Regions from separate parts of the Homo sapiens genome. Here regions 1 and 3 are each linked to region 2. Evidence: chromatin contacts called from ENCODE Hi-C or POLR2A ChIA-PET data. All regions are on one chromosome and are shown on one strand. The core of a region is the stretch at or near the end of the contact, and the rest is flanking DNA. Distances in the headings are between cores, read along the strand shown.

Region 1 (3,738 bases), core at 1,239-3,738, 940 kb after region 2:
CCAAAAGATTGAGGTTGCAGTGAGCCAAGATCACACCACTCCAGCCTGGCGACAGAGCAAGACTACGTCAAAAATAAAAAACAAAAAATAAAAATAAAAAGACGGGGTGTTTCATTTGGAAAAGAAGAAAGGGGGGTTTTCAATTATTTGGAGGGCTCTTGCTTAGAGGATAGCATGGGCCTGTTTTGTATAAGTCCCCAAAGGAACAACAAAGGCAAGGGCTCAGAGAGGCATAAAGAATAATTCTCCAGGCATTGATTGTCCGTCCATAGAAGGAATATGAGGACCTCATAACAGAGGGAGTTCTCAGCCCCTGGACCTGTTCAAGCACAGACCAGCACATCTTTTGGCTGGGAGGCTATAGCAATTGTACCAACATCTGATAGGGGGCTCAACTAGATGACAAGGTTTCTTTCAAATTGGATGGTTATGATAATGAGTGAAATTTAGACAAGAATTTGCAAACTAGGGAGGGTCCCACAGAGAATGATGCTGAAGAGCTGAAGAAAGAAGCCAAAAAAGGAGGCCAGAGAAAGAGCTCCAACGAGGCTGTCTGGTAGCAATGATGAATGTTCTGCCATCTTGGGAAAGCAGCTGGCACTGATGAGGACAAAATAACTAATAGACAAGTTTGCTGCTGCTGCTTCCAGCCAAGCAGACCCCATAGTTGTGCACTTAACAGTGCATCATAGGGCTCCTGCTCCTTGCGGTGATGTGTTATGCTGGCCGGACTTTCCAACAAATGCCAGACAAATCAGCGGTCTGGCTGGAGTCCTCCACCGGCAAAAATGCGCAAACCCTGGCAACAACAAAGATGATGAGATGAGATTCAGTCCAGACCCGTGACATGCCATTAGATCTTCCTAATCACCAGAGAGCAAATCCTTACTCTGTGTACTGGACACTGTGCTAAGAACTTAATAGACATGGGGGCTGGGTGTGGTGGCTCACACCTGTAATCCCAGCACTTTGGGAGGCTGAAGCATAAGGATCGCTTTAGCCCAGGTGTTGGAGACCAGCCTGGGCAACAGAGTGAGACCTCGTCTCAAAAAAACCCAAACAACAACAACTAGCTGGTCATGGTGGTGCACGCCTGAAGTCTCAGCTACTCGGTAGGCTGAGGTGGGAGGATCACTTGAGCTTGGGAGGTGGAGGCCGCAATGAGCCATGACTGTGCCACTGCACTCCAGCCTAGGTGACAGAGCAAGACCCTGCCTCAAAAAAAAAAAAAAAAAAAAAAAAGAAAAAGAAAGAAAGAAAAAGAAAAAGAAAAAGAAAAAGAAAAAAAAGAAAGAAAAGAAAAGAAAAAGAAGAAAATAGACATGATCTCACATATGTGAAAGATCCCACTATCCCCATTTAACTGATGAAAATATTAAGGCTCAGAGCAGGCAACGGACATCCCTAACTCATCTAGAGATTCAGTGACAGAGTTAGAGTACTCAGGGCTCCAACTCCCATCTGACCATTAACTCAAACCACCTTTGTTTATCTCCCCCGCCCCCCGCCAGTAAACACTCTCTAGTAAACACCTTGTCCACTAAAGCACCGTGGTTTCCACGAGGGACTCCTTCGTGCACAGCCATCCTCACTCTGCAGGAACTCTTAAGTTTCAGTGAATGAATGAATTTGGAGTGGTCAACAAGGGGTGCACAGTTGCAACTTTTAAAATATTGCAGAAGGAGAGAAATGCCACAAAACAAAATGCACATGGAAAAATCACTACCTTATTTCAAAATATTTACAGCTTCACATTTAAGGCCACCCAAAGCGTGGCGGTCAGTGGTGAGAAGGCAGAGATCAGAGGCTGTTGGGGTGGGTCATACACCATGATTCCCGGCCCCCCTCTGGGAGATACAAGGTATCCCACAGTCTTCTCTCCCAGTTACATCCTCCACGGAAACCACAAGATGACTCGCTCAACTTTTTCTAAAGTAGAAAAAAATATGCTTGTGTGTGTGTGTAAGGGGAGGAGAGGGGATGTGAATGAAATGGAGGGTAGTGTAATAATTCCTGTAGTCATAAGACACGCCAGTTGGTAGTTGCTAGTATTCCAGACACTTCCTAACGCCAGACAAATGCCCCAAGCCTCGGCATGTCTGGCCTAGAGATCTATTCAACTGATAGCAGCCGCCTCTTCTGGGGAGAGCAGATCTTTCAGAAAGCACTGGCTGCGCTGCTAATCAAACGCAACATTGTTCTCAGCAAGGAGGAAGAATGGAAAGGTTTGTTTCAGAGTCACAACTTTATTTTTTTTAAAAGGCACCCAAGTTGTTTCAACAAGCTGCTACAAAACTTGGGCTTCCTGAGTGGAGGCTGTTTTGCACAGTGCATGTACTGTACAAAAATCCAGGCAGGGAGGGGTCAGAGAGTTCGTCATTAAAGAAAAAAAAAAAAAAAAGCCCCAGGCACTTGATGCCTGGAAATGATGTCAGACGCAGCCACTCCTCTGTTAGAACTACAGCCAAACAATGCGCAGGCAATCCACAGCAGCTGCCCCTGCAAATGTCAGCGCCAGCCCAGTCAAAAGAGCTTGAAACCTACCAAGCCGGAGGACTGTGCTGTGCCTCTCTCGCCCACATTTTCCCCAAGCACTCTCAGGAACCTGGCAACAGGTAACGTGGCAACCTTTGACTTATAAAAGGGCAAGTGGCACAATCTCAGGGAACAAATGGACTTTTTTTTAAAGCCAGCATCTCCCCCACCACTCCCACACCCCCCTCCCTCCCTCCCTCCCTCCCAACCAAAAGTCTGTAAAAAACAAAACATTGACGCGGGCAGTCCTACTCTCTAGTGTCCCCTTGTGGCCAAGCCTGGAACATCACATCTGTACGTTGCAATCTGTGGATCAGCTACGAGGTAAGTCGCTCTTTGGAAGGGGTGGAGGTCTTTGCTGGACTTGTCTTCCGAAAAGTATGAAGAGTGGAAGTCAAGGCTCAGAATGGCGTCCTTTTTTACCTTATCACCTTAACAAAAACTTCACCTTAGCTGCAGGGTTAAACCTCTGGGTTGGGGCTGGGGATTTTCGTTGTTGTTGTTTTAAAGCAGCAGCCAAGGCCATGTTTTTTAAGGTGGTGAGTTAAACGGAGCAAGAGCTGCGGTAGCCTTTTCCACCCAATCTCTTTCTTCACATCCTAGTCACAGCCAAGGGTAGGGTGGATGGCAGTGAGGATAAACAGCCCAGAAACAGGATTCCTGCAGGGTGGGACTGGCATTTTCCATTTTTATCTGAAGTTGTACTTTGAATGCAGACACCTTTCTCTCAGGCCAGAAGCACTGCTCATTTGTATTGCTGGCTTCCAGTTAGCCTATTTGCAAGGATTACTTAGGATTTCCAGACTGCAGGCCCAGCTACCCAGAGAGTGTGCCTCAAAGCCCCACCTCAAAGCTTTTATCTCTATGTGGCGGGAAACACCCACGAAAATGCCAACGGCGGTATTTGTAACTTGCCTTCTTCCTTTTGGGAACTGCTTTCTGCAGCTCTCTCTGCGTTAGAGGAATAGCTACAGCTGGGAGCTGCTCCAGCCACGCAGGAGGAGAGGGCACCCATTGAGAGGCGGGCACCCCTTCTGTCTCCCTCTGGCTATGTTAACTGGAAACTAGGAAAGGGGTTCAGATCAAAGTAACTGCTGTCTTCAGAAAGTTCCATTCATTAACTAAGTTAGCGGAAATTAAATGGTGTTTGGAGGAAGGTCATTTCAGAAGGCCCAGGGCCAGAGGCTGAGGTCTAAAACTTCT
Region 2 (3,560 bases), core at 508-3,007:
ATACTGCCATTAAGAAACTGATTCAGACTCGATCTCTCAACAAGGTAAGACATCAATGTTCCCATCAAGAGCTGCCCATAATACTGCAGTACACTTCTCTGGCACCATTAAAAAAAAAATCTCTTAGAGATGATCCTGAAATCTCTTCTAAAGACATGAAAGAGGTGTGCTTGTATAATCTGGTATTACAAAGAAATGAGAAATTGCCCTGATGACGAATCTCCAGCTCTAATCTCAATTTGCTGAAGTAGAGAGGCAATTCATCTTACCCATTAACTAAGAATTAGAAAAACAATTTGTGTTTTTCTTTGAGTCATTTAACTCAAATACCACTATATAAAGGAATAGAATGAGACATTCGCATGAATTTGAAAGGTAAATAAAACATCAGACTTCAAAGAAATTCCATTAGAATCGGGGGTTACTTTTTTGTTTTCTTTTCCTCCACCTCCACCTTAAGGAACATGAACGGCATTTGGCCACAGTTTATGTCTTTCCAATTTTATCTTCCACCATCTACCGCTCAGTTCTCCTCACTTCCAGCCAAACAATGTATGTTCCCCAAACACGCCTTCACAATTTCGTTCTAGTTGGTGTCTACCTCTAGTATATGTGTAGTCAATTTATACACACATTCCCCACGATCTTGAAACGTCTTGACATCCACAAGCAAATCTAGGTTTCTAACATAACACTAACTTTGTAAGTCTGTCCATATAAGGTTTTAGCAAACCTAGTAAAACAGAAAACGCACTATTATCCAGGCTTATATTCTGAGATTTGAAAAACCCCTCTATCTGCTACCTTTGGGTTTCTGAATTTACATACCACTCTCAAGTATACAGTATTCACGATTTCTAAGAACTGGAGAGTAAACCTAGTCCTCTAACAATGGCATTTTATTTGTTGAGTTAGGGCACTACCTGCCCACGATGAGGATAGTTAATGAAACGCTGCCCGGTAACGACGATTAAAGGCTTTGATTGAAAACGTATTAGGCCTTAAGAATTTTGCGAACATCTAATTTAACCCTAGTAACTGTGGCGTGGGTTCTTTCAGAATTTACACGCACGTGGGAGACCGCGAAGCGCAGGCAGCGTTAAAACTAGGGCGCTGGAGTCACCCCCGTACCCCGAATGCCGTCGGCGCTCCAGGGCCCCCAGAGGGTGCGGGGGGCGGGGACGCTGTGACGTCACAGAGCGCCCTTCTGACGTTCTCACGGACCCGCTTTGCCTCGGGGGCCCACGCTGGAGCCCACCCAGTACTACTAAGAAATGAGGAGGAAAAAGGGGCGCCGGCTCTCGTAGCGCCTATTTTCTCGGCAGAGGGACCCACGTGCTCGCTTTGGTGGACTCTGCGCCCGGCGAGTACCGCCGGCCTGAAGCTTCCCGCCGCCGCGTCCACGCGACCCAGCCAGAGAGGGCTCAGTCAGCCGGCGCGGCACCTACAAGCTCAGTCGGGATCCTGGAGAGGCGGGAAGGCAGCGGGGCCCTTTCCACAGAGAGAACACAGCTCTTCGGGAGATTCCCCCGCTGCCCCCGAGCCCTGCTCTCCCGCCTCGGCCTCTGAGGACTACCCGCAGGGCGCAGGCAGCCGCGAAAGACTCAGCCTCCTTCCAACTTCGCGAGGGCCGAGGGGGCGGGCCCCGGGCGCGCGCGCGGCGAAGCCCCGCCCCTGCCCGCGCGGCCTGCTGGATTCGCCCCGCCCCTCGCTGTCGCCCGCCGCCCGCCACCCGCCACCGCTCTTCCTCCTGCGCCACAGTCCCGGCGGCGGCGCTGGTCGCGGGTCGCACCGTGAGGCTCGCGTGGGCGGCGATAGGCGCTGGGCCCGGGCCCGGTGAGGAGCGCGCCGCGCGTCCCCTTCTCCTCAGGAGTGGCGGGCCGCGGAAGTGACGTGGTGCACGGGCAGGAGCGCGTTTGAATCGGTTCCCGGGTGATCCTCGCGCCTGCCGCTGCTCGGCCGCCGCCGCTGACGAGGAGCTGCAGCGCGCCGGGCCGAGGCCTCGAGCCGCCCCGGGAGCTGGAGCTGAAGGCGCCGCGCGGAGCGCGCACCTCAGCCCTGAGCCCGGCGGCGGCAGGCGTCGCTGTCTTTTCTCCTTTTCCCCAATATGGCAGCGGCGGACGGCGGCGGGCCTGGTGGGGCCTCTGTGGGGACTGAGGAGGATGGCGGAGGCGTCGGCCACAGGACGGTGTACTTGTTTGATCGGCGCGAAAAGGAGTCCGAGCTCGGGGACCGGCCTCTGCAGGTCGGGGAGCGCTCGGACTACGCGGGATTTCGCGCGTGTGTGTGTCAGGTACGCGAAGGGGCGAGGAAGGGATGCGCGTGTAGACTTGGGGGCGGGAGGGTGATGAGAAACTCAACTTGCTCACTGAGGGCAATAAACCTGTCACCCGGTCCCGGTCCTGCGGCCTTGGCTTCCCTCTCCCGTGTGCCCGCCATGTCCGTGACCTGGTGGCCGGACGCCTCGGGCGGGCCCTGGCCCGGGCCTCGAAGTGCAGGGCCGGCTCCCCCGTGGCCCTCCCTCTGCCTCCGCTCCTTTTACGGGAGGCCTTGCCGGCCCGGGTGGAGAGCTCAGCGTTTGTTGGCCCTGGGCGAGCTTAGCCCGGTTGCGGCCCTGCAGTCTAGGGAAAGCCGTTGGTGGTGTCTGTTTTTACTTTGTAACTTTTTTAAAACGAGAGAAGGGAGTTAACGCCCAGGGGCTCTGTTGTGAGTGTTGCGACGGTGGGAAGTTGTGAAATGCCCGGAGTCATCTCCCCCAAGTTCATTAGATGATGCGGGGTGTCCCCGGGTTGCCCTGTCGAGGTTGCAGGTCCTTCTGGGGCGGGGCGGCGGGGGGGATCCTTCCGCACGGAGACACTTGTCCAGGTCAGCTCTGCAGGTAGAGCTGGCCTTCTGCCTGTCTGAGCCCTAACCCTTGGGAATTTCCAAACCAAGTCAAAGGTTGGTATGGGTGGCTGTGGAGCACCAGAAAACGTACCTACCCCGTGTATTGGTTCGCTTTGAAAATGAACGTGGAGGGAAATCCGCTTTAAACTGTGATGTACTTTATAGATATGAGGTGGTGGCATTGCCTGAGCTTTGAAGAAGGAATATTGTCATGCTCTGAATTAACCATATGAGGTCCCTTTTTAAGCTGTTAAGAACACTTAGCGTCCAAGGGAAAAAAAGAACTTTGAAGCCGTGTTTTGTCGTGAGGCTGATAGGTTTAGAAATGTTCTAGACCATATAACTGTATGGTTGCTGAAATAATTGAAATCGTGATCCGTAGAATGAAAACGATTGGAGAAGTAAGGACTTTCTTTTGTTCACAGCTGTAGTCCCAGCGTCTAGAACTGTGCCTGCGACATTGTAAATGCCCAGATTAGAATGGATAAATGAATGAAGACAAAAACCTATCCCCTCAAGTTAATTCTGTGCCTGAACGTAGTAGATTCCCGTTGTGTTTGAAAAGTGAATGAATGCTCATCTTTTTTGTTGAATGCTTTCTATTCAGAACCATTCTACAAAAGGGAAACTTTTTACGTTTATTGTGTTTATAGTAAAAATATCAGTACATTAAA
Region 3 (3,617 bases), core at 581-3,080, 640 kb after region 2:
CACTCAGGATAGGGGCTGGACATGCCACAAAAGCCATCCATGTGACTGGAGGGTTGGGGCTTTGAGCAATGTGGATATCAGCCTGACTTCTGACCTCTGACCCCCAGGAAGGAGCAGGGGGCTGGAGACTGAATTCGATCACACTGCCAATGATTCAACCAATCATGCCTACAAAATAAAACCCAAATAAAAACTCTGGACATGAAAGCTAGGGGAAACTTCCAGGTTGATAATCATACATCAGTGTGCCAGGAGGATGACAGGTCCTGAGCATAAAGAAGCTTTGAATTTGGGACCCTCCCAGACTTTGCTCCCTGCACCTTTTCATTTGGATGTCCCTGGTTTGTGTCTTTTATAATGAAACACTAAGCCTAAGTATAGTGCGTGCCTGCATTCTGTGAGTTGTTCTGGTCCATTATTAAACCTGAGGAGTTAGTGGGAATCCCTGCATTTGTGGTCAGTTGGTCAGAAGCACCGGTGGCTCAGGAACCCTGGAACATATAACAGCTGGTATCTGGGGTAAGAGGCATCCTGTGAGTGGCTGTTCCCTTAACCTGTGAAATTTGACCTTACTCCAGGTCAGGATTGTATTGCAAAGAGAAAATAATGTATGGATCCCCTTGTAGGCATCACCTAGCTTCAATAATAATCAGCTCATGGCCAAACTTGTTTCATCTATAACCCCTCCCATTTTCCTTTCATCATTATCCCTCAGCCCTCTTACCTGCATCACTAGATTACTTTGAAGTAAATCACTGACAAATCATTTTGTCAGCAAATCACTGATATTTGTTCATACATATTAAAGCAGATATCTCTAAAACAAAAGACCGCTTCCCCTCCCACTTTTTTTTTTTTTTTTTTTTTTGAGACAGAGTCTCACCCTGTCACCCAGGCTGGAGTGCAATGGCGCTATCTCTGCTCACTGCAACCTCCACCTCCCAGGTTCAAGCGATTCTCCTGCCTCAGCCTCCTGAGTAGCTGGGATCACAGGCGGGCGTCACCACGCCCGGCTAATTTTTTATATCTTTAGTAGAGATGGGGTTTCACCATGTTGGCCAGGCTGGCCTCGAACTCCTGACCTCATAATCTGCCTGCCTTGGCCTCCCAAATGCTGGGATTACAGGCGTGAGCCACCGCGCCCGGCCTCCCCACCTTTTTTTTAAGAGACAAGTTCTCACTCTGTTGCTCCCAAGATGGCAGATTGGAGGCAGTGTTAGCATGCCTCTTCCACTTGGAAAGACAAGATAGTGTGTAGAGACTCACACACTGTGAACTTTTCTCCTAGAAGCAACACAGGAACTTAACAGGAGAACTGAAAGAAGCCACTGACCCTTTGAAAGAAGCACTGGGCTGCAGCCTACACCATAAGCCAGTGGAAAACTAAGTTCCCCAGAGTGAAAGAGGAATAAATTGCCTCTGGAACATACACTCCCACTTGGGAATCTGGCAATAGAGGCCCATGAGGGAAGAACTTAACCCTATCCAGCAATGGAGCTGATTTTAGTGAGCAGTGGGGAATGTATGAGAAAAAGCATCATTGGGACGGGCTTTGCATGCACTCCCAGGCTCCAGTGAGGATGGAGGGAAGACATTCCCGACCCTACCTCACAGAGGACTGTGCAGAAATCTGCCAGCTAACTCAGACAGCAGTCACAGGTTGGCAGAAGTTCCCAACTGGGTTCACAATATAATGCCGAATGGGGACAAACCCCCTTGGGCAGAACCAAGGAGTGACTGGGAAATGTGCTGCAGCCACGGGTGCAGGAGCTGGGCGCCCCTGCTTCACGGGCAGACTGGGAGGGGCGTGGCTTGAAAGCATTGGTTGTTCTCTCCTTCAGGAAGGCTTATGGCATGGGGCAGTCTTGAGTTCTGAATGCGGACTGCCTGGATTCTAACGAGCTGCTGCAAGCGGAACCCTGCGGGTGAGGGACCGGCCTTGCCAAGTGCATGGGCGCTGGTGGGGCTTACTGCCGCCTGCTACTCCCCAACCCCTGTAGAGAGACTTCTGTGCAGCAGAGGCAGCTGCACCCCTCCCTGCAACATTACCCCTGCGGCCAGAAAAATGCTCTCTGACCCCCACAGGGGCCACTGCTTACCCCGCATGTGGGGAGCCACAGCGTGAACCTGCCTGATCCAGCCGCCACCTGGCTTTGCTCCTTCACTTGCTCTGGTAGCTTAACACAAAGGACAGAAATTTTTTGGCGCTCTATGGCCCCACCCATTACCTGAGTCACCAGAGTACCTCCCCTGGGTAACATGAGGCAAGCACAAATCCCACTGCTACTACGGCAGCTGGTGCTCTTTGGCAAGCGCCACCTTCTGGCTGGAGGCCAATTGACAGTCCATTACAGCATCTCCAAGTAGTGTAACACTGCACCAAGGAAGGAGAAAACTTGTGCATGACCTCAGCTGTCACCATTGCCTGCATCGTTCTGGCTAACCAGGGGGTCCTGAGTCTGTCCACATGACCAATTCATTACTACTACTACTGGCATTTGAGAAATCTTTACCAGACAAAGAATTCAAAAGGTTGATCATTAAGCTACTCAAGGAGATATAAGAGAAAGGTGAAAAACAACATATAGAAATTTAAAAATCAATTCAGGATATAGATGAAATATTTTCTAAAGAGATAGATTTTTTTAAAAAATCAACCAGAACTTTTTGAAATGAAGGACACATTTAGGGATTTAGGGAATTACAAAATGAGCTGGAAAGTTTTAACAATATTCTAGACCAAATAGAAGAAAGAATTTCAGAGCTCTAAGACAAGGCTTTCAAATTAACCCAATCAGACAAAAATAAAGAAAAAAGAATTAATAGAAATGAATAAAGCGTCCAAGAAATATGGTATTATGTAAAATGGACAAGTATAAGAACTATTGGTGTCCCTGAAGGAGAAGAAAAAGCAAAAAAAAAAAAAAAAAAAAAAAGTGAAAAACTTCTTTGAGGGAATAATTGAGAAAAACTTCCCTGTCCTTGCTGGAGATTTAGACATCCAAATACAAGAAGCTCAAAGAAGTCCTGGGAGATTCATTGCAAAAAGGATATCACCAAGGAACATAGTCATCAGACTATCTATAGTCAGTGTGAAGGAAAGAATTCTAAGAGCAGTGAGTCAAAAGCATCAGGTAAGCTATAAAGGGAAACCTATCAGACAAATAGTAGACTTTTCAGTATAAAATTTACAAACCAGAAGGAATTCGAATCCTATCTTTAGCCTTCTTTTTTTTTTGAGATGGAGTCTTGCCCTGTTGCCCAGGCTGGAGTGCAGTGGTGCAATCTCAGCTCACTGCAACCTCCACCTCCCAGGTTCAAGCAATTCTCCTGCCTCAGCCTCCTGAATAGCTGGGAATACAGGTACATGCCACCAAGCCCAGCTAATTTTTGTATTTTTAGTAGAGACGAGGTTTCACCATGTTGGTCAGGCTGGTCTCGAACTCCTGACCTTGTGATTCACCTGCCTCAGCCTCCCAAAGTGTCTTTAGCCTTCTTAAATGGAATAACCCTCAGCCAAGAATTTTGTATTCAGTAAAATTAAGTCTTATAAATACAGACAAAATAAAGTCTTGTTCAGATAAGCAAATGGTGAGGGAATTTGTCACTATCAGACC

What was found. A loop is a pair of places that touch in the nucleus more often than their neighbours do. ChIA-PET counts read pairs that join two places held with the same protein, here RNA polymerase II (POLR2A). Pooled maps may share reads with other maps.
Region 1: a loop to region 2 is called in a map of CD8-positive, alpha-beta T cell, with 6 times the contacts of the local background. The contact joins the promoter of DLGAP1-AS1 here to the promoter of SMCHD1 in region 2. A Hi-C loop is called at or near these places in 5 of 168 maps with a recorded cell type or tissue (B cell, CD14-positive monocyte, CD8-positive, alpha-beta T cell and 2 more), 11 of 37 single-sample maps with no recorded cell type and 22 of 50 pooled maps. POLR2A ChIA-PET finds 5 or more read pairs at or near these places in 5 of 52 experiments (B cell, CD4-positive, alpha-beta T cell, GM10248 and 2 more).
Region 3: a pooled map shows a loop between it and region 2 (6-fold over the local background). The contact joins the enhancer-like site here to the promoter of SMCHD1 in region 2. A Hi-C loop is called at or near these places in 5 of 50 pooled maps. POLR2A ChIA-PET finds 5 or more read pairs at or near these places in 2 of 52 experiments (HEK293 and activated naive CD4-positive, alpha-beta T cell).

What each region holds. Positions count from the first base shown.
Region 1 is chr18:3,591,626-3,595,363 of GRCh38, forward strand. It overlaps DLGAP1-AS1 (DLGAP1 antisense RNA 1), which reads left to right and starts at 2,489. Exons shown (of 3, transcript NR_024101.1): 1 at 2,489-2,615; 2 at 2,795-2,859. The region is part of intron 7 of DLGAP1 (DLG associated protein 1); the gene reads right to left. RefSeq lists enhancers at 2,129-2,248, 3,661-3,738 and a silencer at 3,246-3,540.
Region 2 is chr18:2,653,969-2,657,528 of GRCh38, forward strand. SMCHD1 (structural maintenance of chromosomes flexible hinge domain containing 1) reads left to right here and starts at 1,758. Exons shown (of 48, transcript NM_015295.3): 1 at 1,758-2,293. The coding sequence starts at 2,108. It also overlaps the pseudogene CBX3P2. RefSeq lists an enhancer at 1-566 and silencers at 1,601-2,050, 2,281-2,460.
Region 3 is chr18:3,295,266-3,298,882 of GRCh38, forward strand. No RefSeq gene overlaps it. Among named protein-coding and RNA genes, the nearest start is that of MYL12-AS1, 35 kb to the left of the region's middle. RefSeq lists an enhancer at 1,941-2,020. Within about 2 kb of position 1,831, at least 21 of the 41 ENCODE cell types and tissues checked have a DNase peak (open chromatin) inside an H3K27ac peak, as active enhancers do.